Regions from separate parts of the Homo sapiens genome. Here region 2 is linked to region 1. Evidence: chromatin loops called from intact Hi-C (ENCODE). Cell type or tissue: IMR-90. All regions are shown on one strand. Each heading gives the region's core, and the rest is flanking DNA. Links, peaks and the distances in the headings are about the cores only. Region 1 has its middle 710 kb from the start of LINC01911. Region 2 has its middle 840 kb from the start of LINC01911.

What was found. Hi-C counts contacts between places; a loop is a spot of excess contacts. Peaks named below come from ENCODE experiments on the same cell type or tissue, not always from the same donor. Only the 100,000 strongest peaks of a DNase experiment are listed, where the experiment ranks them.
Region 2: a loop joins it to region 1, with 2.3 times the contacts of the local background. A loop is called at or near these places in 1 of 110 quality-filtered maps.

The regions. Positions count from the first base shown.
Region 1 is chr2:146,117,110-146,130,207 of GRCh38, reverse strand. No RefSeq gene overlaps it. Among named protein-coding and RNA genes, the nearest start is that of LINC01911, 710 kb to the left of the region's middle. In IMR-90, for the core only: no CTCF peak of the experiment used is centred there; a DNase peak (open chromatin) is centred at 5,247; H3K27ac peaks cover 142 bases.
Region 2 is chr2:145,990,108-146,003,205 of GRCh38, reverse strand. No RefSeq gene overlaps it. Among named protein-coding and RNA genes, the nearest start is that of LINC01911, 840 kb to the left of the region's middle. In IMR-90, for the core only: no CTCF peak of the experiment used is centred there; no DNase peak of the experiment used is centred there.

The sequences.
Region 1 (13,098 bases), core at 1,770-9,769:
TACAGTGCCTGTGAAACCTAAGGCAAAAACTCAGCCAGAAATACAAATCCTGTACAGAGCATTGACCCTCTGAAAGCACCCAGAAATAGAGCCAACACACTATACTCATCTTACATTACAGTTAAAGGAACAACAGTTCTATCAGATGAGAAAGAATCAGCACAAGAATTCTGGCAATTCAAAAAGCTGGAGTGTCTCCTGACTTCCAAGTAAACAATCTAGGCCCCCAGGAATTGTTCTTAACCAGATTGAAATGACAGACATAGAATTCAGAATCTGGATGGCAAGAAAGCTCATCAAGATCCAGGAGAAAGTTGAAATCCAATCCGAGGGATCCAAGAAATACAGTAAAAGGATCCAAGAGCTGAAAGATGAAACGGTCACTTTAAAAAAGAACCAAACTGAATTTTTGAAATTGAAGAGTTAACTATAAGAATTTAAAAATACAGGCAGAAGCATTAACAGCCGACTAGATCAAGCTGAGGAAAGAATCGCAGCACAAAACCAGTTCTTTAAATCAACTTAGACAAAAATAAAAAGAATTTAAAACATAAATAAAACTTCTAAGAAACATGGAAGTTTGTAAAGAGACAAAAATCTGTCACTCATTGGCATTCCCGAAAGAGAAGGAAAGAAAGTAAGCACCTTGGAAAACATGTTTGAGGATCTAGTCCATGAAAAATTTTCCAATTTCACTAGAGATGTAGACATGCAAATTCAAGAAATATAGAGAACACCTGCAAGAGCCTGCATGAGACAAAATTCCTAAGGCACATCGTCATCATATTTACCAAGGTCAACACAAAAGAAATAATTTGAAAGCAGCTGGAACAAAAGGTCAACACACTTACATAAAACTAGACCCCTACATTTCACCATATACAAAAATTAACTCAACATGGATTAAAGATTTAAATGTAAGACCTAAAACTCTAAAAATCCTAGAAGAAAACCTAAGAAATACCCTTCTCAACAACAGCTTTGACAAAGAATTTATGGCTAATCCCCAAAACCAATTGCAACAAAAACAAAAATTGACAAGGTGACTGATACGGTTAGGCTTTGTGTCCCCACCCACATCTCATCTTGAATTATAATTCCCACAATCTCCATAATTTCCACGTGTCAAGGGAGAGACCAGCTGGAGGTAATTGGATCATGGGGGCAGTTTCCCCCATGCTGTTCTCATGATGGTGAGTGAGTTCTCATGGGATCTGATGGTTTTATAAGTGTTTGGTAGTTCCTCCTGCATTCACTCTCCTTCCTGCCATCTTGTGAAAAAAGTGCCTTGCTTTCCCTTCACCTTCTGACATGATTGTAAGCTTCCTGAGGCCTTTTAACCGTAAGTCAATTAAACCTCTTTCCTCTATGAATTAACCAGTCTTGGGCCATTGTTTATAGCAGTGTGAGAAGGGACTAATACAGGGACTTAATCAGCTAAAGAGCTTTTGCGCAAAAAAGAAATCATAAATGGAGTACACACGTTGCCCAAAGAATTGGAGAAAATATTTACAAATTATGCATCTGATAAAGTTCTAATATCCAAAATCTACAAGGAACTTAAAGCAATCAACAAGTAAGAAACAATCCAATTAAAAAACGGGCAAATGTCATGAACAAACACTTCTCAAAAGAAGATGTACCAATGGCCAAAAAATATATGAAAAAACTGCTCAACATCACTAATCATCAGAGAAATGCAAATCAAAACCACAATGAAATGCCATCTTATACCAGACAGATGGTGATTATTAAAAAGACAAAGAACAACAGATGCTATCGAGGATATACAGAGGAAAGGGAGTGCTTAAACACTGTTGGTCAGAATGCAAATTACTTGAGTCACTGTAGAAAGCAGTTTGAAGATTTCTCAAAGAACTTGAAACAAACTTCCATTTGACACAGCAATCTCATTACTGGATACATATCCAAAGGAAAATAAATCACTCTACCAAAGAAGACACGTGCACTCATCTGTTCATTGCAGGGTTGTTCATAATAGTAAAGACATAGAATCAACCTAGGTGCCCAACAGTGGTCGATTGGATAAGGAAATGTGGTATATATACATCATGGAATACTACACAACCATAAAAGTAATAAAACCCTGTCCTTTGCAGCAAAACGGACACAGCTGGAGGCCATTATCCTAAGCAAATTAGCACAGAAACAAATACCACATGTTCTCACTTACAAGTGGGAGCTAAACATTAAATATGAATAAACATAAAGATGGAAGCAATGAACACTGTGGACTACTAGATGGGGGAGGAGAGGAGGGAGGAATTAGCTAAAAACTACTTATTCCATACTATGCTCACTACCTGTGTGACGGGACCACCTGTACCCCAAATCTCAGCATCATGCAATATACCCATAGAATACATCTGCACATGTACCCCTGAATCTTAAATAAAATAAAGTAAATACATTTAACTTTAACTTTGTTGCTAGTTTATGAGAGGTCACTATGCTCTGTAAAACACAAAAACAAAACGTAAAAGCAAGGAATGCTTTCTGCCCATATTCCTTATAGGAAAGCAGACAAAGTTTCATAAAAGACAAAACCCTGAGTATTAGAGGTTAGTGGACTGGTGGTGCAGTAAAATCTGATTTTTTTCAGTAGACATTACCATACTTCCCATCTTCAGTTTTCCATTCCAGGTTCTTGGGAAATTCATCACGCTTGCAAGAATTAGTTGTCCTAGCATCATACAGATTTCTATTGTTTGTTAACCCTAGTGTCCTATGCATAATCTGCTTACTTCTATTTACTATTTCCTCCCCACTGCTAGGTCTCAATTAACCATATTGAATCACTTATCCATTTTGCTTAACTGGTGATGTAAAGTAGCACAATAATAACAAAAAGCAAAAGTTAACAAATATAACAATAATATAAAGATGACCTGAAAAAAATTCAGTTAAAAGAAGATGAACACTATTCACTAAATGTTGGTTGGAAGCACAATTGTGGCTCAACACTACAACCTGGAAGAATATAGATATCATTAAAAACTACTGAAATTTCTGCAGAAAACATACTTAATTCCATATTTGTGATGTTACATTCAAGTCACTGATTTTTAAAAATTTCCAATAAAGTTTAGCATCACTTGATAGGCCACTGGAAATTATCCGTAGTAAATACCACAAATTTTGAGAAGCAAGTTCTATGCCTTTTTTGAACAACATCTTTCTGAATTATTTCATAATAGCCTATATTTTTCTTGCTGATATTGTGAACTCAGTTTGAAATGTCTCTCTTTTCTTCTCTCTCTTTTCTGGTTAGTAAAATTCATCATAAACTTCAAGGCTCAGTTTAATTGACATTTTGTCCATGAATTTCTCTTAATCCCAGCAGTAAGAATAAACCTTACCTTGTATGTGTTCTTATAGCAAATAGTTGGCATTTCTCTTATAACACTTACCACATTCTTCATTCTTTGCTTGTTTTCACCTTTAGGGTAAGAAAAATCAATTTTTCAAAGTATTACAGTTAATTACTTGTAGAGAAGGACCAGACCCCAGATCTTTTAACTCTTGGTCCAGAATTCTATCTACTGCATTACACAGAACTGCTTCCTAAATATCCATCAAATCCAGCAAATATTCCGTTTTTATTATTCTTATTTCTTATAAATTTGTTTATATCTTTATAACTTTTCTGTTTCTTGGTCCCCTCAGATTGTAGTTTACTAACAGAAGGGACAGTGCTTATTAGTGTATTTTGTGAAAACCTTAAAAATGTTTAACTCCGTATGTAATGAAGTGAGTCTAAATGATCATACAGAAGAGGAGGAGAAAAGAGAGGTAGGGGAAAGAATTGAAGGATGAAGTGGGGAGAAGTGAATGAGGTAGCAACCATAGAGTAAATACTAATGTCACTATCTCTTATTAATGAAAAACACATTTCAAGGATAGAGATTCCACACCCGTGGACTTTTGTCATGGGGTGGGGAGAGGAGGGTTATTAACAAACCCACAGAGCAAGAAGTATTTGTCGCACAACTGGGACTCATCATTAGATGGAATTAGCTTCCTAATCACATAAGTGAGAATGAGGGAAAAATATTTGGCAGTGAGGACAATGTTAGTAAATAGTTCTCAAGTGACTGAGTCAAATGGCTGCTTCCAATCAAAATCTGAATGTCACTCAAAACAGCATCTTACAGAACAGTAGCTTGTGTTCCCCATACAGTGCTTTTGTTATCCTCTCTCAAATTTCAAGTTGTGTTTTCCTGATTATTCTAAATATGAAACTCAGAATTTGTCCCCCTTACAACTGTGATTGCATTTGTTTTGTTTAGGTTTATTTTTTCACTTGTGTTTCTCCATTAGCTTTTAAGCTCTGTAATGGAAGTTTCTAATTAGTTTCAAAGTGGCCAGAGGGTAAGGCAGTTGCTTGATTCTTCACACATGGCACTGTTAACTCCTAAAAGCTGGTTGAAAATCTAGCACTCTGCCATGTGTTTTGAACAATGAAAATTTTAGAGGACTATTATCTTTGAAAATTATATATACTCTGGAGTTTACTTTGAACTGACAGTGTTTATCCTCTGTATTTGCAAAAATAAACAGAAAAATCTTTAAATACTAACAACCACATCTGATTCTTGATATTCCTTGGCAACTAATCACAACTCCTTTGCAAGACTTTACCCATGACATGTAAATATTTGACAAGAAGCTAAATTAGAGCTATTTGAGCTTCTTATGCATTTAATGATCCCCACTATAGGGCCAGAAAGTAGACTAAGAGTAAAATTAGGAAAAGCGCAAGGAAAAGTGCAAAGGATAAGAAAGTTCACCAACCAACATGGTGGCATGCTTTTAATGGCCTATTATATTGCTGCTAATGGGGAAATTCCATGTTGTTGGTTCCTGTTCATGATATTACTTACTATTGAGTTTGAAAAAACTTAAGTTTTAAACAGCTATAAGCAAATGACACAAATAACTTTTCTGATCTCTCTTACATTTTTTGTGTAAGACATGTCTGCTTTTGGTTTCATGGTACTAAATTAGTTTGAATACCAACGGAGAGCACTTTTTGTAAAATTAAAGGAGATTGCATTGAGAAGGGCTAAACAAATTTCTTAAAAACACAAGTTGCAAACTAAGACCCTCTAAGGTAAATTCAAATCAAATGTGTGTTATTCAGCTAAATAGACTCCTAGTAAGAAAAATGAAAAGAATTTGCAAGCCCTGTAGCTGGACTTGTGCCCAGCAGTTTACCAAAATGCCCACATCCTCTTTCGTCATGCATCTCACTTGAATCACTAAGATGCATTATCTGCATGTCTTCATCATTTGATAAGAAGGAAAGACAGATTTAGAGGAGATAATCAGTATGCCCTAAACCGTATAGCTAGTTAGCAGTAGAGCTGGGATTATAACCTAAAGCTCTTACTTTCCAGATAAGAGCTCTTACCATTGTTTTCCAAAAGTTTAAAGGCTATGGAGTATTTTGTAGGATGACATGATTACTGCATGTAATTGGATTTATTTCTCGAAATATTGGAGCTTTCAAACTATGTGTTTGTGAGTTTAGGTGGAGAAATCAGACAATGGTGGAGCTGAAGTTCTTTAGTGTACAGTTGAACATAGGTTGTCTCTCAAGTAAAGATACTTAATAAGACATCACTACACCTTCCAGCTATAAGTCTCTTACTACTGAGAATGCCCATGAACCACAGAGACGGTGAAAACTTCCAATCATCATCCGAAGAATATTCAAGAAGCCATGATTAAATAGATGGACACTGATGATATATAAGTATGTTTATTTTTTGATGGGAGGAACTGAGTGATGAATTTATTAGCACTCAAAGAAAACCTGGGGCTATGAAGGGAATACACAAGCTATCATTTCATGAACATCAGGGTTAATATGAACTATAAAGTGACCATGAGAGTCATTACACAGAGACAGCATTAATGAAAAACTAATGTTTCTTTGCCACATTGGTTTGGTTTTAGTGCTTTAATCTAGACAAGTCAAATTTAAGAAGAATGCTTCCCATAACACAGCACGCAGTTTAACCATAGAAATCTCTTATCCATATCTCTTTCTAATACAGCAGACATGATGTTTGGAAACAGAAGCATGTTATTTAAATGGACTGTTCATCAGAATCTATTTTGTGGTATTAAAAATTTCTTCCTTGAATTCCTCTTCTTGACCCTTTTGGCATCAAGAAGTGTTTAAAAGCATAAAATTCAAAATGAAAGACAAGATGCTTAGTAATCTGTTGTATGTGCCAGGCTGGCAGTGGATTTTCAGGGCCGAGTGTTTCCCTGCAGATGATTCATTGACAAGAGGGGCCAGCATAGTCTCAGAAGAACCAGAGCTTTGAATCCCTTAGACCAAAATATCTCACCAGTGAAAACTGGAATTTTTATCTCTGGGTATCTTTTTCTTCCCCTTTATCATTACCAATTAATGTTTATTTGCCTCCTTCCTGGAAGTTTCTGCCACTTTTTGTTTAATGGTGTGTATATAGTTTTATAATAAGTGTGTTAACACGTTGTATAATTATTATGTGTGATTAATCCTGCATGCTCTGGAAAACTGTTAGTTTTTTTGTTTTGTTTTGTTTTTTTAAATTTAACCAGTGAGGATGACTTTAAGTCTTTGTGTTACTCACGTATAATGCAAGTTGATGAGAACTCTGGTGAATGCAACAGAGCATGAAAAGCCTGTATTTAAAAATCTGTGGTGAAGTAGCTGAGAAGATCACATTGTTTTCTACTCTTAGGACCATCTGTGTGGTAACGGGCACATAGAGAAGAATTTTCCATGTGATGCAAGAATGTTATGGAGATCGGAGTAATAGGTATATTATATTTCACAACAGGATGAATGTCAAAACATGTTGTTTTGATGATAACATATGGATGAAGTGTTATCAAAAGTATTTGTGACAGCATTTGATGCAAGGATAGCAGTCTGAAGTCTATTAGATATATGCATTGAGCAATCAATTGATAGATTGATACACAGATAGATGGTAGGTAGGCAGATAGAATGATAAATGTACAGATATAGATGAGAGGAAAGACAGCAGGAGACAAAGAGGGAGAGAAGACTGTAGTATATCTATACAAGACCTATAATAAATTGCTATTTTGATGATAGAAGTATCCCCCTCAGACTTTCAACTTATGATTTGCAAAGGTGTCTCTCTTAGTAGGCATTGAGACTGGAAGGGATCAATGCCCAAGACCATTTTCCAGAGTTCTGTCCAAATGTATAATGGAGCCAAGTAGATGGAGACCAAAATATCAGCTTTCGTCCTGACAGAGGTGGAATAATGTACCTTATGCATTATACAATCACTGGCTTGGATGTAAACTGAGGCCTTGCTGTACAAGAGCAGAGTCTTTACCTCCAGTTTATTAGATGGTTAGGAGCAAACAAGAGTACAGATCTCAGATCCACAGTAAGAAAGGGAGGGAGAAACTTAAACTTTACATGCCCAGTTCCTTACTTCAAACTGGACCAATCAGTTAGCTCACAGTTCATGCAGTAATAAATATGGACTTCAGAATCACTTTTCTATCTCTGACTTTCAGGCCATTATTCCTTGATTTTCTTTTTTGTGCTCGCTGTCATTTTTACAGTGTATTTATTCATGTTTAAATTATTTTATTACATTGACTCTATGCTGGTACCTCTTACTGTTTAAATTTAAATTATTTTGATTCATATATTCCACTCTTATAAATTTCTGATTTTTTAATTACTCCAGCTGTCTAGAACAGCATTTTAAAAAACACCTTCTTTAAATCCTTCTTTAAAACCTTTTTGGTTCAACAGCAATAAAATGCCTTTTAATAAATATAGTCAGAACAGATATACCATAGAAAAGAAACAAATTACAAAAGCATATGCATTGTTTATTAAGTATACACATAGGTAATGATAGGGGAAATCCCAATTCCACAACAGCTGGTCCCCTCTTGTAATCAAAGAAAATTCTTAAGAATAAAGCAGCGATTACCTCATATGAGATGCTACCACATACATTTAATGCACACTGTCTCAATTAATATTTACAGTTTTTAATGTGACAAATTACTTCATTTTTGATTAACTAATCTAGGTTGAGTGTAATAATGCTGCTTACAAAGAAAATGCATAGCAAAATTTGTCTATGTATTCAGAATAGAGAAACCAGTCATACTGAGCTTCTATTCCTGGAAGCTCTGTTCCAGGAAGAAGAGACTTTAAAACAATTTTAGCAAGTTAACAATATTTGTTTTTCATGCTTATTCAAAATTAAGCAAGTGATGTCGCATGTTAAAAATGTGTCTTTAGTTCACCAATAGAAATTCTTTCTTTCTTTCTTTCTTTTTTTTTTTTTTTTTTTTTTTTGAGAAGGATTCTCGCTCTGTCTCCCAGGCTGGAGTACAGTGGTGTGATCTGGGCTCACTGCAAGCTCCGCCTCTAGGTTTCACGCTGTTCTCCTGCCTCAGCTTCCCAAGTAGCTGGGACTACAGGCGCCTGCCACCACGCCCGGCTAATTTTTTGTATTTTTAGTAGAGACGGGGTTTCACCATGTTAGCCAGGATGGTCTTGATCTCCTGACCTCGTGATCCGCCCTCCTTGGTCTCCTAAAGCACCAGTACAAATTCTAACAATTTACACTATAGAGTTATGATTTAGTTTCTATTATTGCTTAATAAAATAAATTCATTCTGGATCCTTGAATCTCCTATGAACAGATCTTTTTAGATTAAAACATATTCAGAATATTCTAAATGGTTTTTTAGGTGCTCCATGATAAATTTGGCAAATATATAGTAACAAAATTATCATTTATCTCTTTAATAACTGTGGCTAAATTTTTGGAACATGTCGTTACCATCTATAAAAAGCTTCCAACTTCTTTAATTTTTACTCATTAACTTTTTTCAACCAATGAAAAAAAACTTGCATCACATTCTTGCATAAGCAATAATATTATTAAAATAAACAAAGCAAACAGATAAGTACATTTGGCTGCTTTGTTTACATCTTGTTCACAGTTGAGATCAAATTGGTTTCTTATCTGACAAAAACACCATAAGATCTTTGCTTAGTGGATAAATACTTGACACTCTTTACCTTCAATAACCTTAGTAACTCAGCCTGCAATAATAGTTTATAATAACTTTCTGTTTTGTCACCTAATGAAAAATAATATCAAATTTAATTCAGTAGCCTTTACATAATTAACAATTTTACTACATCACTAAACACACTCTTTAGTGAAGCTTATAATTTATTTAAACATAACTTTTTCAATAAGGGAAGCATTGTACTGCTTTCTATTCTGCTGCAAGCTCTTTAATTTGAATAACTTCTCCAGAAAGTTTCATGACACTGCAGCTGTGTCATTGAACAATACTTGTGCCCCAAATTTAACTTTCAAACTGCATTTGTGAGCAATGCATGCAGTCACAGCTTTACAGAGTGCAGAGCTAATTGTGTTTGTTAAAAATGAAGCAAAAAATAAAATGAAATCTTCCATCATAAAGTCATCACACTTAAATTGTTCTTACAGTAAAGGAAGTGCCCTTTAAACAATATTTGCACATCAAGCTACCAGAAAAAATACTTTACTAGCTTTATTTGTTCTTCTAACTCATCCTCAGTTCCTGAATATGTTCAAATATGGTATGTCACTGGAAAGTGGTACTTGAGTTACCTTCTCTGCAGCAGTCCCTCAGCATTTCTAAGAAAACACATTTGATGCGGTATTTCACTAATGTGTTTGTAATTGTTTGTTTTTTTCAGTCTTAGCAACCCGAAGTGCTACTTTATAAGAAACCAACAATGCACTAATGTTTATATGTAAAATATTGAACATCTGCTTCTGTTGACTTTATTTTAATAATCTGTCTTTCAAATAGTTCTTTGGTTTTGAACTTATTTCCATATGTCTTTTATGTTAATACCATTTAAGTTTTGGAAGTTAATTGCCTCATTAGTTGTTGCATTTTCACAAATAATTCAATGTTGTTTTAGTGTGTTACTATCAATTACAATAAATATATGAGAGATCATACTCTTAAGTAAAACTTGCATGAACTCATTTGATCCTCATGCCTTCACAGTTATTTCTACCGTCATCATTTGGTTTACTGTTGCTGCTGCAGTCTCAAAGTTGAAGCTTTTTACTATAAGCAAATTAGGGTTAAAATGAAGATTACAATATTTACTTCCCTAACGTAGCCAATAATGTAAACTATAAATGAGTATTTAAAAAAAGGGTTGATGAAAATTTTAAATGATCGTAAAAGTTGAAAGTTACAATAAATTGACTATCTTGCTTATAGCTATATAACAGCGAAAACTTACAATAGCCTGTGTTGTATCATGTTTCCACTGTGCTTGCCAGCACAGGCTACTTACCACACAGCTTTGATAACACCCATACAATTCTTTTTCCTGTTAACCACAGGGCACCACTTGTCAGTCACTTGGATGATGAAGTCACTATAAAACTTTCTAAGTATTTTTCCGATTTTTATACCTAGCACTGCTCCATGGACCACTGTTTTCTGAAAGGCATCATGATTAGAGGAAATTTCAGCCACACATAGAAGTGCCAGTAGGTTTCAGCTGTTCTCCTCCTGCTGTTCCTCATTTCATGCTTCTTTCTTCTGACAAAGAGTAGCCACGGCCTACCATCACATCTGCAGCTGGGTTTCAGAATTGTTCTAGATCACTGACTGATGCATGCTTCCCATTATCTTACTTTTTGAACGGGTGTGTCTATCGTAGTCAATTGTAGTCCTTCTGTCCTCATCTCACCATTGTATGGTATGAGCAAGGGGCAATACACCATTTCCTTTCAGTTGTCGAAACTCCAGATCAGTAGGTCCCACTAACATGAGGTCTCAGTCTCATCCAGATCCTGAACCACTAAACTTCTCTTTCTTCTGGCACTAGGATTTTATAGATGGTGGTCTTTTTTATTTATATTCACTTATTCTACTCATTATAGTGTATTCTTCTCCTAGTCCTTTTCTATGATCTCCAAATTTTCTTTTAAGTAAATTTTATCTTTTGTTTTCTTCCCTCTCATTGGAGTTTGTTTTTGGGGAGTGATGGAGAGGGTGATTGTTACTCTCTTCCTCCCTCCCTTCCTCCTTTTCTTCCTTCCTTCTTTTTTACTTCTATCTTTCCTTCCTCCCTCCCTCCTTCCCTTTCTTTGTTGTTTCTTACTTTCCTTTCTCCTATCCTCCTTTCCTTTCTCCCTATCTCCCTTCCTCCCTCCCTTCATTTTTTTACATCATCTGTAGTTACCTAGCTAAGATTTTTCCCTATGACCTTTAAAGTCTGTCTATATTATGTCCTCACTCCTTTCTGTAACTGCCTTTTATCATCCCAGCTTTATCTAATCACCACCTCATTACTTTCAGCAGTTGTAGGGTATATATTACTGGTGCAACAATCTCAAATTTCCTTTTATTTGGGATTCTTCATCCTAATGTTATCATCTAATTTTTAAAAAATCATTATTCAGTTCAGATAAGTGGATTTTTTTGGTCTTTATTTGGAAAAGAGACAAACTTCCTCCTTTTTTTTTTTTTTTTTTTAGGTGTCTTCTTTGCAACTTTATTCTCTTACCTGGAACATTTTTTTTAGTTTGGACATTACACACAGATAACTTCTTTATTCAAATCTTGTCTAATGTGAGATATAGCCCACAAACATATAAAGTTGCATAAGGCACACATTTAAAATGTTAAAAATAATTACGAATTTTAAACCCATGTAACTATCAAACAAATCAACCTATAGAATATTAGTGGCAACCCCAAGTTTCCTGTCAGTTTTTTTTTTCCTGATCATAGGTACAACATATTCATTATAAAGAACCAACTTGCCAACATTCAAGATAATCATCTTTTTATAGTCAATATGCTTAATATAGATCAGTTTGCCTATTTAGATCTTTAAGTACAGGGAAACTTAGTGTGAATTACTGGTGCTTTTTTTTTTTTTGCTAAATACATATTTTAGAATTATATTACAGTATTTATGTCTAGTTCATTAGTTATCCATGTCATGTATATCTGTGCTACTCAGAGTAGATTCAGAAATTATCAGTCCAGGATAAATATAAATGAACATACAAGAATGTAAATTAATGTACTGCATCTTTATTGAGAAATTCTTGCTAAAACCAACAACAGCAACAAAAACAAAGCCTAATATGCTAAGTGAAGTAATTTTTATTATGTTACAAGATCCTTACGTCTTCATAGAACATTATCAAACATTTCTTGTACCAGTGCCAGTTAGTGGACATTTTACATAGAACTACTGTATAGTATTCCACTGATTAATATACCTACCATTAATTATTATCTGTTCTACTGTAGATCGAAAGTTATGTTGTTTCCAGTTTGGGGCTATTTAAAAAAGATTCCAGCTACTTCTATAGTGGGTACAATCAAAAGTGGATTTCCAGTCTCTTCAAATATGTTGAATAGAATATAATACTTTCAAAAATGGCTGGATACATTTTTATGTCCTTCAACAGTGTATAAAAATTCTACATTGCTTCATATCATCAGCAATACTTGATTTGTCATATGCAGGATTGAATGGGAAAAAAAAACCCAATCCTTGATAATGTCAAATTTAAAAATGTTTGCCAATCTGGTTGGTATTTAATGGAATTCCATTGTGGTTTCAATATTTATTTCTATATTATTATATTATGGTATCTTTTGAGGAATAGGAATCCTTAATTTTAATGTAGTTAAATTTATCAGCCTTTTCTTGCTTGCTTAGTGGTTGTGATAGTACTGAGTGTCAACTTTGAAGGATGCAAACTATTGTTCCTGGGTGTGTCAGTGAGGGTGTGGCCAAAGGAGATTGACATTTGAGTCAGTGGACTGGGAGAGACAAACCCACCCTCCATCTGGGTGGGTACTATCTGATCAGCTGCCAGGGTGGCTAGAATAAAAGCAGGCAGAGGAATGTGGAAGGACTAGAAGTTTGAGTCTTCCAGCCTTCATCTTTCTGCCATACTGGATGCTTCCTGCCCTTGAACATCATACTCCAAGTTCTTCAGCTTTTGGGCCCTTAGACTT
Region 2 (13,098 bases), core at 2,536-10,535, 130 kb after region 1:
GAACCTGCTGGGCAGATACAGAACCACCAGAAGCTGGAAAAGGCAAAGAAGAATTATTCTCTATAGCCATAAGAGAGAGAAAGACCCTGCCAACAATTTGATTTCAGAATTTTGGCCTCCAAAGCCATGAGACAGTAAATTTCTGTTATTTTAAGCCACCAGGTTTGTGATTTGTTGAAGAAGCAGTGCTAAGTTAATACAACACCGTAGTGTCTTTATCTGTAAAGCAGGGCCCAAGATATTTACACATAGTATTAAATACAAAGCATTTTAAAAGACTAAATTCATAGGGACATTCAGGGCTGTGATAAAATTGCTGAAAACAATGAGGGAATCTAGCCTCATCTTAGATCATTATTTTGAAGGTGAATAAGGCACAGAGAAAGAATCCATTGTGCTTGTTTATTAAATCATTGTATACAGCATCCAGTTAACATTTTGCAAAGTGAGAACAGTTGCCTAGTTGATTATAAAACACAGTGAGTTTTCATGATGATATGTGGTAGGAGAAGAAACAGATATTTCTATAATAACTTGAAAAAAAATAACAGTTAAAAGAATATTCATTAAAATTATATGTGAACATGGCAACTAGCATAGAAAATAGAACAGGTTTCAGAGATAATTGGAAAGTCTATAATTCAGATTTATTCCGTTAAATGATAAAAAAAGAAACAGCAAAAGACATATGGTTATGCAGGGATTAAAGGGCATTATTAGACATACACAGAATAAAAATTCAACTGCTTTAAGATATTATTCACATACCATACAACAAACTCATTTAAAGTGCATAACTCAGTGATTTACAATATATTCACAGAATGGTGCAACCATCACCACAAACAATTTACAAATATTTTCATCACCCCAAAATGAAGCCTCAGATCAATTAGATGTCACTTCCCATTCCTGTTCTGGCCAACCAGAAAACCACTAATTTATTTTCTGTCTCTATGGATTTGCCTATTCTAGACATTTTGTTTATGTAGAATCATACAAAATATGTTCTTTTGTTACTGAATTCTTTCACTTAGCATCATGTTCTCAAGGTTCATTCATGCTGTAACCTTTATCAATACTTCATTCCTTTGTTTTGCCAAATATCATTGCATCTATATTTGTATATACCACATTTGATTTATCTGTTTATCAGTAGATGGGCTGTTGGGTTGTTTACACTATTGAATATTATAAATAAGGCTGTTATGAACACCTGTATACAATTTTTTTGTGTAAAATATATGTTGCCATTGCTCTTGAGTACCCATCTGAGAGTGGAATTGCTGAGGTATATGGTAATTCCATTTTTAACAATTTGAAGAACTGCCAAACTGTTTTCCAAAGTGATTGCCCCATTTTAGCTTCCCATCGACAATGTATGAGGATTCCATTTTCTCTGCATCCTTTTCAATACTTGTGTCTGTCTTTATGACAGTAGCCATCCTAATGTCCTAATGAGTGTGAAATGGTATGCCATTATGGATTTGATTTTGCGTTTTCCCAACTGCCAGTGATGTTGAGCATTTTCTATGTGCTTATTGGCCATGGTGTATGGTCTCTGGAGAAATATCTATTCATATCCTTTTCTCATTTTTAAATTATGAATTGTTTCTCTTTCTTCTCTTTCTTGTCTTTTTAGCTTTGAGTTTTAAGGGTTCTTTATTTTTGGATGCAAATACTTTATCAGGTCTATAATTTCCAAATGTTTTCTCTCATTCTGTGGATTCTCTTTTAACTTTCTTGATAGCATTGTTTGCAGTATAAATATTTTATTATTGGCAACATTAAATTTATGTATTTTTGTTGATTTTGTCACTTGTGCTTCAAGCATTGTATCTAACAAGATTTTGCCTACCACAAATCATAAAGATTTATGCATAAGCTTTCTTCTGAGAGTTTTATAGTACTAGTGCTTGTTTCTGGGTCGGTGGTTCATTTTGACTTCATTTTTGTATGTGGTCTGATGCAGGAGTCCAGTTTTATTATTTTGCATGTTCGTATTCAGCACCGTTTGTTGAGACTATTCTTTTTCTTACTGAATTTCTTGGCAGCTTTGTAGAAAATCAATTGACCATAAATTTGAAAGTTTACTTCTGGACCTTTAATTCTATTTCATTGGTCTATATATCTATTGAGACAGTAACACATTATCTTGGTTACTGGAAAGCAAATTTTTAAACTGATAAATTTGAGTCCTCAGACTTTGGTCTTCTTTTTTAAGATTATTATTTGGGTGGAGGAGAGGTCTCTTGCATTTCCACATGAGTTTTAGGATCAGCGTATCCATTTATATAAAAAAGCAGCCAAGATTTTGTCAGGGATTACACTGAATCTGTAGATCAATTTGGGGATTGTTGCTATTGGGACACTATTAAGTCTTCCTATGCATGAACATGGTATATCTTTTTATTTACTTAGGACTTATACAATTTCTATCAACAATGTTTATAGCTTTGGAATACAAGTTTTGCACTTTTTTTGTTAAATACATCCTTATTTTATTTTGTTACTGTTGTTATATTCTTAATTTTATTTCAGATTATGCATTCCTGGTGTACAGAAATGCAATTAATTTTTGTGTACTGATCTTTTACCTTGAAACCTGGATGAATGAATTTAGTTCCAATAGAGTTTTACAAGATTCCTTAAGATTTTTATACATAATATCACATTATCTACAAATAGAGATTATTTTCTGTCTGCCTTTCCAATTTGGAGGTTTTAAAAAATTTTTTATTGCTTAATTGCCCTTGCTACAACCTTCTGTAAAATGTTGAATAGAAGTGGTGAGAGTATATACCCTTATCTTGCTCCTGATCTTTCTGTGAAAGCATTCCATCTATTTTTTTTTTTTAATTTGAACTTTTATTTTAGATTCAGGGGATACAAGTATAGGTTTGTTAGCTGAATATATTGTGTGATATTGAGGTTGGGGGACAATTGATCCTGTCACCCAAGTTGTAAGTTAAGCATAGTACCCAATAGGTAGTGTTTAAATCTTGTTCCCTCTGCCACTCTCCCCTCTGATAGTCTGCAGTGTTGATTCCTATTTTTACGTCCATGTATACTCAATGTTTAGCTGTTTAGCTCACTTTTACAAGCAAGAACATGCTGTATCTGGCTTTCTGCTTTTGTGTTAATTCAGTCAGGATAATGGCCTCCAACTGCATCCACATTGCTGCAAAAGGCATGATTTTATTTATTTTTTATCACTGTGTAGTATTCCATGGTGTATATGTACCGCATTCCCTTTATCCAGTCCACTGTTGATGGGCACCTAGGATGATTCCATGTCTTTGCTATTGTGAATAGTGCTGTGACGTACATAAAAAGGCACATATCTTTTTAGTAGAACAATTTATATTCCTTTGGTTATATACCCAGTAATGAGATTGCTTGTTCAAATGGTAGTTCTATTTTTAGTTCTTTGAGAAATTTCAAAACTAGTTTCCACAGTAGCTGAACTAATTTACATTCCACCAACAGTGTATAAGCATTCCCTTTTCTCCCCAGCCTTACCAGCATCTGTTATTTTTTGACTTTTTAATGGTAGCCATTCTGACTGATGTGAGGTAGTGTCTCATTATGGTTTTGATTTGCATTTGTTTTATGATTAGTGATAAGCATTTTTTCATATGTTTGCTGACTGTTTTCATGTCTTCTTTTGAGAAGTATCTGTTCATGTCCTTTGTCCACTTTTTAATGGAGTTGTTTTTTTTTGCCTGTTGAATTGTTTAAATTCTTTATAGATTCCGGACATAAGAGCTTTGTCAGATGCATGGTTTGTGAATATTATTTCCCATTCTGTAGATAGCTGTTTACACCATTGCCAGTTTCTTTTTCTGTGCAGAAGCTAAAGATAGTTTACTTAAGTCCCACTTCTCAATTTTAGTTTTTGTTGCAATTGCTTTTGAGACTTAGTCATAAATTATTTGCCAAGGCTGATGACCATGAGGGTATTTCCTAGGTTTTCTTCTAGGATTTTCATAGTTTTGGGTCTTACATTTAAGTCTTTAATCCTTTTTGAGTTAATTTTTGTATATGGTGATATGTAGGGGTCCAGTTTCAATCTTCTGCATATGGATAGCCAGTTATCTCAGCACAATTTATTGAATAAGAAGGTCTTTCCCTATTGTTTATTGTTGTCAACTTTGTCGAAGATGAGTTGGTTGTAGGTGTGCTGCTTTATTTCTGGGTTCTCTATTCTGCTCCATTGTTCTGTGTGTCTATTTTTATATAGGTACTATGTGTTTTGGTTTACTGTCACCTTCTAGTGTAGTTTGAAATGGGGTAATTGATGCCTCCAGTTTTTCCTTTTCACATAGGATTGCTTTGACTCTTCAGGCTTTTTATGTTTGTTTCCATGTGAATTTTAGAATAGTTTTTCTAGTTCTGTGAAAAATGGCCTTGGCAGTTTGATAGAAATAGTGTTGAATCTGTAGATTGCTTTGGGCAGTATGGTCATTTTAATGATATTGATTCTTCTAATCCATGAGCATGAAATTTTTTTTCATTTGTTTGTGTCCTCCTGATTTCTTTCAGCAGTATTTTGTAGTTCTCCTTGTAGAGATCTATCACCTACCTGGTTAGTTTCTAGATACCTTATTTTATGTGTGTGGCTACTGTAAATGGGATTGCATTTTTGATTTGGCTCAAAGGTTGAACTTTAACGGTGTATAGAAAAAGCATTTCATCTTTCATCATCAAGTATAAAGTTCGTTGTGGATATTTTGTAGGTGACCTTTCGCAAGTTGAAAAAAATCCCTTTTACTCCTTGTTTGTTGAATAAAAACCCAGGGTGTGTTAGATGTAGTCATGCTTTTTCCTTATCTATTGAGATGATGTGAGTTTTTGCCCTTTGAAATGGTGTACTATGTTAATTGATTTTCTGATGTTACATTATTTTCACATTCTTAGAAGAAATCCTACTTAGTCATGGTATATAATCTTTTTACGTATTGCTGTATTCACTTGCTAGTATTTTGTTGAGATTTTCATCTATGTCAATAGGGATGTTAGGTGGCACTTTTCTGGTGATGTTTTTGTCTGGTTTTGGTTTCAGGTATTGGCCTTAGAAAATAAGTTGAGAAGTCTTCCTTCCTCTGCTCCTTTTTGAAACATTTAGTGAAAAATTAATATTAATTCTCCATTAAATGTTTGATAAAGCTTACCAGTGAATCTAAGACTGGGGTCTTTTTTTGTGTGTGAGGTTTAAGAATGTCCTATTCAATATTTTTACTTGTTACAAGTTATTTCAGAATTTCTATGTCTTCTTAAGTCAGTTTTGTAGTTCATGTGTTTATAAGAATTTGTCCTTTTCATCTAGGTTAATTGCTTAGTATACACTTGCTTACTTTGCATACTAAGATTCTTATAATTCTATGTTTTTTGTAACATTGTAAACATGTGTCCTCTTACATTGCTGATTTTAGCAATTTCAGCCTTCTCCCTTTCTTTATCTCACTAAAAGTTCATCAAAATATTAAATATTTTCAAAAATCAGCTTGTGGTTGCTTGATTTTCTATATTATTTTTCTATTGTCTATTTATTTTCATCATTATTTTCTGTCTTCTGCTTGTGGGGGTTTAGTTTGTCCTTCTCTAACATATTTTAAAATGAAAATTTAGATTATTAATTTGAAATCATTTTTTATTTTAAATGTAGCCATTTACAAATATAAATTTCCCTGTAAATAAATTTCATAAATTTTAATATATTGTGTCTTCATATTTATTCTTCTTATAGCATTTTTTATTTTGATTTTTTTTCTTTTTTGAACAATTGGCTAATTGGGAGTGTGTTGTTAACTTTCACACATTTGTGAATTTCAAAAATTTTTGTTACTGATTTATTATCATATTTCAATGTGTTGGAGAACATACTTTGCATGACTTAAAACATTTCATATTATTGAGGCTTGTTTCCTTTAATGCTCTAGAGATGTCTGTTAAATCTAGTTGATTTTAGTGCTGCTCAAGTTTTCTACTTTCTCTTTGATCTCTAGTTGTCCTGTCTGTTATTAAAAGTGGGGTATTAGATTCTTTGATCATTATTGTTGAATTGTCTGTTCCTTCCTTTAATTTTATCAGTTTTGCTTCATGTATTTTGAGGCTCTGTCGTTGGACATATGTGTTTATAATTGATATACCTTCCTAATGGATTTACACTTTTATCATTATCAATGTTTTCTTTATCTCAGTGACATTTTAAAAATTTTAAAGTCTATTTTATTTTCCTGATGCTACTTTATAACCTCTACAGCTTTCTATGGTTGCAGTTTTATATGTTTTTCTATCCTTGTACTTTCCATATCTTGGTATTTTTTAATATTAATATCTCCTAGAGGCAGGCAGCGATAAATCTTTTTTTTTTTTTTTCTTTCTAGACAAGAGCCTTGCTCTGTCGCCCAGGCTGGAGTGCAGTGGTGCGATCTCAGCTCACTGCAACTTCCGTGTCTCTGGTTCAAGCAATTCTTCTGCCTCAGCCTCCCAAATAGCTGGGATTACAGGCCCATACCACCATACCTGGCTAATTTTTGTATTTTAAGTAGAGACAAGGTTTCACCATATTGGTCAGGCTGTTCTGAATCTTTTTTAAAAATCTAATCTGCCAATTTCTGTCATTTAATTTGCCTATTTAACCCATTCACATTTACTACTATTATTGATATAGTTAAGTTTATATTTGCCATTTAGTTTTTGTTTACTGTCTCATGTATTTGTTTCTTTGTTTCTTTTTTATTACCTTCATTTGCATTAAGTTAATATTTTCTGGAGTAAAATTTTAATTCTTTTAGTGATTTTTTTACTACTTTATGGAGATTTATTTCAGTGGCAGCTCTATGGCTTAGCGTGTACATATTACTTCATGAGAACATTCTTCAGATTTATATGAACTTAATCCCAGTGAGATATTGAAATGTTACTCTTGTAAGCACTTTCCCTCTTTTTATTTATTCTTATTATTGTTATAAATTTAATACTTATATAAGTTACAAATCTCAAAATATATTTAATTATCATCTTATATGATTTTATGTCTTTTAAAAAGATAAGAGAATGAAGAATACACTGATAGAATTTGTTATATTTGGCTTTGTATTGATCATTTCTAGCCTTATTTGTTTCCATGAATTCAGTTAGAACATTATGTCTTTTTCTTGTTCATATATATATATATAACTAATAATGTAACTTTGTTTCCACTGTCTTCATTTCTGTGGTATTTTCAAATGTATTACATATCTGTATGTTAAATACCTAACAATACAATTATATATATATATTTAAACAACACTATATATATATTACTTTAAACACTTTTAAAAATCAGGTAAGAGAAGAAAGTAGAAGATATATGCATTTATGCTATCTTTTATAATTACATAATTACTTTACCAGAGTGCTTGAATTTTTCATGGATTTAAGATATTATGGAATCTCTTGATTTCAACCTGAAGTTTCACCCTGAATTGTGATGTTTCTTCTAAGGGAGGTCTGCTAGCAAACAATTCTCTCAGTTTTGGTTTATCTGGAAATATCATCTCACATTTTTTAATAAAAGTTTTGATTTATTTCAAAAATGTAGATTTTTGCTTGACAGGGTTTGTTTGTTTGTTTGTGGTTGTTTGCTTCAGTACTCTGAATATGTTATCCCATTGCTGGCATCCATTGCTTTTAGTGAGAATTCAGTTTTCACTCTTATTCAGTCTCACTTTTACATAATGAGTCACTTTTCTCTCTTTTTTTCAATATTATTGCTTTGTCTTTGGATTTCAGCCTTTTGGCCATGATATATCTGGGTGTGGCTCTCTTTGCTTTTATCTGACTTGGGATTTATTGAGACTCTTGCATCTGTATATTACATTTTTTGGTAATCTGGAAAGTTTTAAGCCAGTATTTCTTCAATTTTTTCCATTTTAAAAATGATCTTCTTCTAGTACTGCCATTATATGTATGTTGGTGTTTAATAATGTCCCACAATCCTCTAAGGCTCTGCTCTTTTTTTTTCATTCCTTAGTCTCTCTGCTTTTAAGAATGCATAGTTTTCATTGACTTATGTTCAAGTTCACTGATATTTTATTCTTCTAGCACAAACTTACTAGTTGTCTCTCTAGTGACCTTTTCATTTCAGGTATTAGAATTTTCAATTCCAGAATTTCCATTTTTGTAAAATAATTTCTCTCTCCCCATTAATATTTCTGTTTTATGAGATATCATTATCAAACCTGCCTTTTTATTCTTTAAGCCTGGTTTCTTTTAGTTCTTTAAATATAGTTATAATTACACTTTTGAGATATTTATCTGCTGTCTGACATGTAGACACTCCTAAATGCCATTTCTCTTTCATGATTTATTTCTTTGTATAGGTCACATTTTCCTTTTTTTTTTTTTTTTGATGTTTCATAATATTTTATTGAAAACCAAACATTTTAGTTTTTTTTATTTTGCTTTTTTTAAAATGCGGTATCTGTAGATACAATCCATTCCTAACTCCAGGGTTTTTTTCGTGTTGTTGTTTGCTTGCCTTAGTGACTTACTGGACTATATTTCAGCATTTCTCATGCAGTGTGTATTCTCTGTTGTCCTTCACCAGAGAGCCGAACCTCGGGCATGGGCACATTCACTAGAGAGTGATGATGGCTCTAGTAGGGCTTCATTTGACTGCATCTTTGAACTCTCTTTTAAGTTATCTGCCTCTGTTGGTATCACACTTAGCTATTAGTTTACTAATTATTATTACTAATTATTATACACTAGTTGTTAGATTATTGGTCTACAGATTTTTAAATAATATCATGGAGCATAAATTGTGCCTCCATCTGATCTGAGCCTCTTTGCATGGGTAGACTTTGCAGCTAGGATTTGCAGCTTATTCTGGTTCCAGAAGAACTCTTCTTAGCTATCTCTTTCCCTAGTTTTCTCTGTTAATCAACTACTTGGCTTACAGTTTAATTTGTTGCTCTGATGCAACTGTCATCTTCCCTTAATTGCCTACCACCAAAATCTCTGAGGGTAGAGTGCCCCTACTCCTGAAATTCCCAACATGCTGTTCCAATTAAGTCAGTCATTTTAAGATAGTTATAGAGTCTCTCTCTCTCCCGCTCTCTCTCGTGCATGCTCTCTCTCTCTCTCTCTTTCTCTCTCTCTCATCAGAGCTTTATTTTCTCCCTGGAAAAAAATTTCTGTGACCACTGCTCTGGAGCTGGAAGTGGGCACAATGGCCCAATATTCTCAGAGTGACTCCTTTGCCTTACTAGTAGGGCACTGAGCAGGTACACTTACCTATGATTTTCTTAACTTGCCTCTCCTGGGGTGGAATATCTGTGAGCTAGGATTAAGAAAATGGGGGTGTTCTTAGCTTGCTATGCCTGGGGTTGAGCTTTCAACCTACAAGGAGTGTTAAGCTGAGAAAGGGATCCCCTAACCTCTCACTTCTTTTGTCTAGGTTAAAAATTCTACAACATGAATCTGGGAAGAAGGATGAGAAATGCTGGCATCCTAACCCTCTGGGAGATACTATAGTCCTGCATTGGGAGTTGGAAGGACAAGGAGCCCAGCATTATTAGCTGTGTCAATATAAACAGAGTTTCCATGTTGCTGAGTAAGGAAAAGAAGGAAAAGGAGAGAGAGTTTCAGTGGCTTAATGTCATAGACTCTTATTTTCTTTTATATATATATATATATTATACTTTAAGTTCTAGGTGTGCAGAACGTGCAGGTTTCTTACATATGTATACATATGCCATGTTGGTGTGCTGCACCCATTAACTCGTCATTTACATTAGGATATCTCCTAATGCTATCCCTCCCCTCTCACCCCACCCCACAACAGGCCTCAGTGTGTGATGTTCCCCTTCCTGTGTCCAAGTGTTCTCATTGTTCAATTCCCACCTATGAGTGAGAACATGCGGTGTTTAGTTTTTTGTCCTTGCAATAGTTTGCTGAGAATGATGGTTTCCAGCTTCATCCATGTCCCTACAACGGACATGAACTCACCTTTTTTATGGCTGCATAGTATTCCATGGTGTATATGTGCCACATTTTCTTAATCCAGTCTATCATTGTTAGACATTTGGGTTGGTTCCAAGTCTTTGCTACTGTGAGTGCATAAAGATACATGTGCATGTGTCTTTATAGCAGCATGATTTATATTCCTTTGGGTACATACCCAGTAATGGATTGGCTGGGTCAAATGGTATCTCTAGTACTAGATCCCTGAGGAATCACCACACTGTCTTCCACAATGGTTGTTTTCATTTAGATTTAGGAACTATATTGAATAAAAGTTTTTTTGTTGTTTCTTTTCATTTTCTGTATACAATTAGGACAATTTCCAGACACACTAAATCTTTTTTTGTAAATTTCTATAATTTTTATGGTTGTTTTGCTTGTGAGAAGTCTGTAGAATTTTTTATGTTGCTATTGCGCAAGTTCCTCCAAATATCCTCAGAACAGCGAAAAGATAAGTTAGCTGCATAGGGAATGGTTTTGGAAATTAAAAAAATTTATTGATAGAAAATATCTGCGATAGGTTGGATTCTTGTCCTCTCCAAATCCTCAGTGTTGAAGGTGGGGCCAAATGGGAGGTGTTTAAGTCATGAGGGGGGAACCCTTCATGAATAGATTAATGCCCTCCTTGGGGGTATGGTGAGTGAGTTCTCACTCTGTTTGTTCCCGTGAGAGCTGGTGGTTAAAAAGCTGGTGGTGGTACTTCTCCCCTCTCTTTCTTGCTTTCTATCTCACAGTAGGATCTCTGCACTCACCAGCTCCCTTTCACCCTCCATCAGGAGGGGAAGCAATCTCAGGCTTTCAGCAGATGCTCAGTCTTCTAGCCAGCAGGATCATGAGCCAAATAAAACACTTTTCTTTATAATTATCCAGCCTCGGGTATTCCTTTATTGTAACACCAAACCACTAAAACAATATCTTAAAGTAGAAATGTGAGAGAAGATATATCAAAATGTGAAGATCATTTCTTACTACTTCTGACTTTTTAAAGTGTTGAATTACATTAAAATAAAAATCAAGTGTACACAATCAATAACCTAATGAATGATAGCATTTTTTATGGCTCTTGGGAGGCGATAATAGTTAAACACAATTTGGTTGTTGGATATTTACAGAAATAAAAGGAAAGAAAAAATGGTACAACAATTCTAAACCTACTCTGATTCAACCACAGATGTAAAAATTAATGTATAATCATCTGAGGTTTTTAAGGGAACTCTTTAACCTTTACATAAATAAATCAGATTGATTCTACTTTATTTATAATATTGGTGTAGCCTTGTAAACTTATGCACTTTAAAAAATTAGCTCATACCTACACATTTGGGTAGTCTAATAAATATTGTGTAAGTTATCTTATTTAGCGATATTAGTAACATTAATTTTATTTGTAATATTTTAAATTACATGTTTTTTTCTGATAATTTTTTATGAGTTATGTAGTACCATTTGTAGTCATTATACTTGAAGAAATATTGCCATAAATTTCTAAATATATCTTTTTGGACTGAATGTGCAAGTAAATGAAGGAAAGATGTTAAACAATATATTGGCAAAAAGTTTATTCTCATATGACCTAAAAGTTTTTTAAGAGACTAGATTTTTAAACTTTTATTTTTTAATTTTTAAAAAGTTTGAAATGTTCAAAACAGAAGAAATAAAGAAATAAAAGTATAAAAGCTGGGATATCTAATTAAGAAGAATTGTATTTACTAGTGAAAACTTTCTAAAAATGAATGCACTTTTTCTCCCAAGTCATTCAAAATGCTGATAATTCCAGTGTTTTAAAAAAAATATTTAAAAGTTTTTTTGACATAAAGCATCACAGTCATTAAAAAGTGTGTATATATTAAATGCCATTAGTGCTTGCTTTTGGTTACACAGTTTAACCTGATGCTACCTGCTCTAATGTATACTTGGCAGCATTTCAAGAAAACTAAACAGATGTTTTCTGTTGCCCATAGAGGGAAGGAGTGTCTTTCTCGTGTTCATGTTGGGAAGTGTCTATAGATATCCATTGGGAGTTCCAGATGGCTCACGATGCTACCTGCACCTTTCTGTTCAGTAGTGTTAGGTATAATTTTGTTAACGTTATCCCTTTTATAGATTTTGACATGCTTGAGATGAGAAATTACTGTAAGAAGCACTCTTTATCCACCATGTGAATATTGAGTGACATATGTTAGAAGTATATAAGAGTACATAACATATTGGAATCTATTTTAAATTTATGTTATATTTAAGTATAATATTGAATTTTCTCTACATGAAATTAGAAAAAAAATCTGACAATTAATATGTTATTTGTGCATACACAGAAAGATGCCATATTTTCACAGGTTCATTTACATAGGGACATTTTCCAAAGTGTGGCCTTTCTTTTGCAGCATGAAAGAATTTGGGCAGTATAATAGCATAAGTAAAACATTGAGTTTGTAATTTTTCAACTACCTATTATTTTAAAAAAGCAAAGGATTAATTGTCCACGCACATAATAATATTTGGACCCCTAAGAACATAGAGAAAATAAAATAAAAATATAAGGATCTAAAATGATATAGATTTATTTAAATACTTTGCCAATGTCCTGTAAATATTTTAAAGATTGAGTTTATAATGCAGATATAATAAAATGTTTCTTTGATACATACAGATAATTTTGTAAACATTGAAAAAAATTTGACTTATGCAGATACTCCTTCACGACTGCCTTATATTTGTTATATTTCTAACATTAAGGCAGATGTCTTAGTGTCATGAAACACTAAGACACTAGGAGGTAGTGCAGAATGTCCATCGCTCAATAACTGATTCATTGCATTAAAAAATATGTCAAAGATGAAACATATCTCCTTTAACTCACAAGTCAGATAGGACCTGTTTGCCCAAGAGAGCTAAATATCAGTGTTTCAAATCTCCAATTTCCCAGTCTCGTGGTTGGCTGAAGCCTGAAGTTCTCCAACACGTATTTCTACAGATTTGAGATATATGTGCATACTCTTCTGGTACCTTCCCCCTCTGGCCTCAAGAGCCTAAAATAGTTGCCTTCTCCAAATATCACCAACACTCTGCTGTATTTAATAC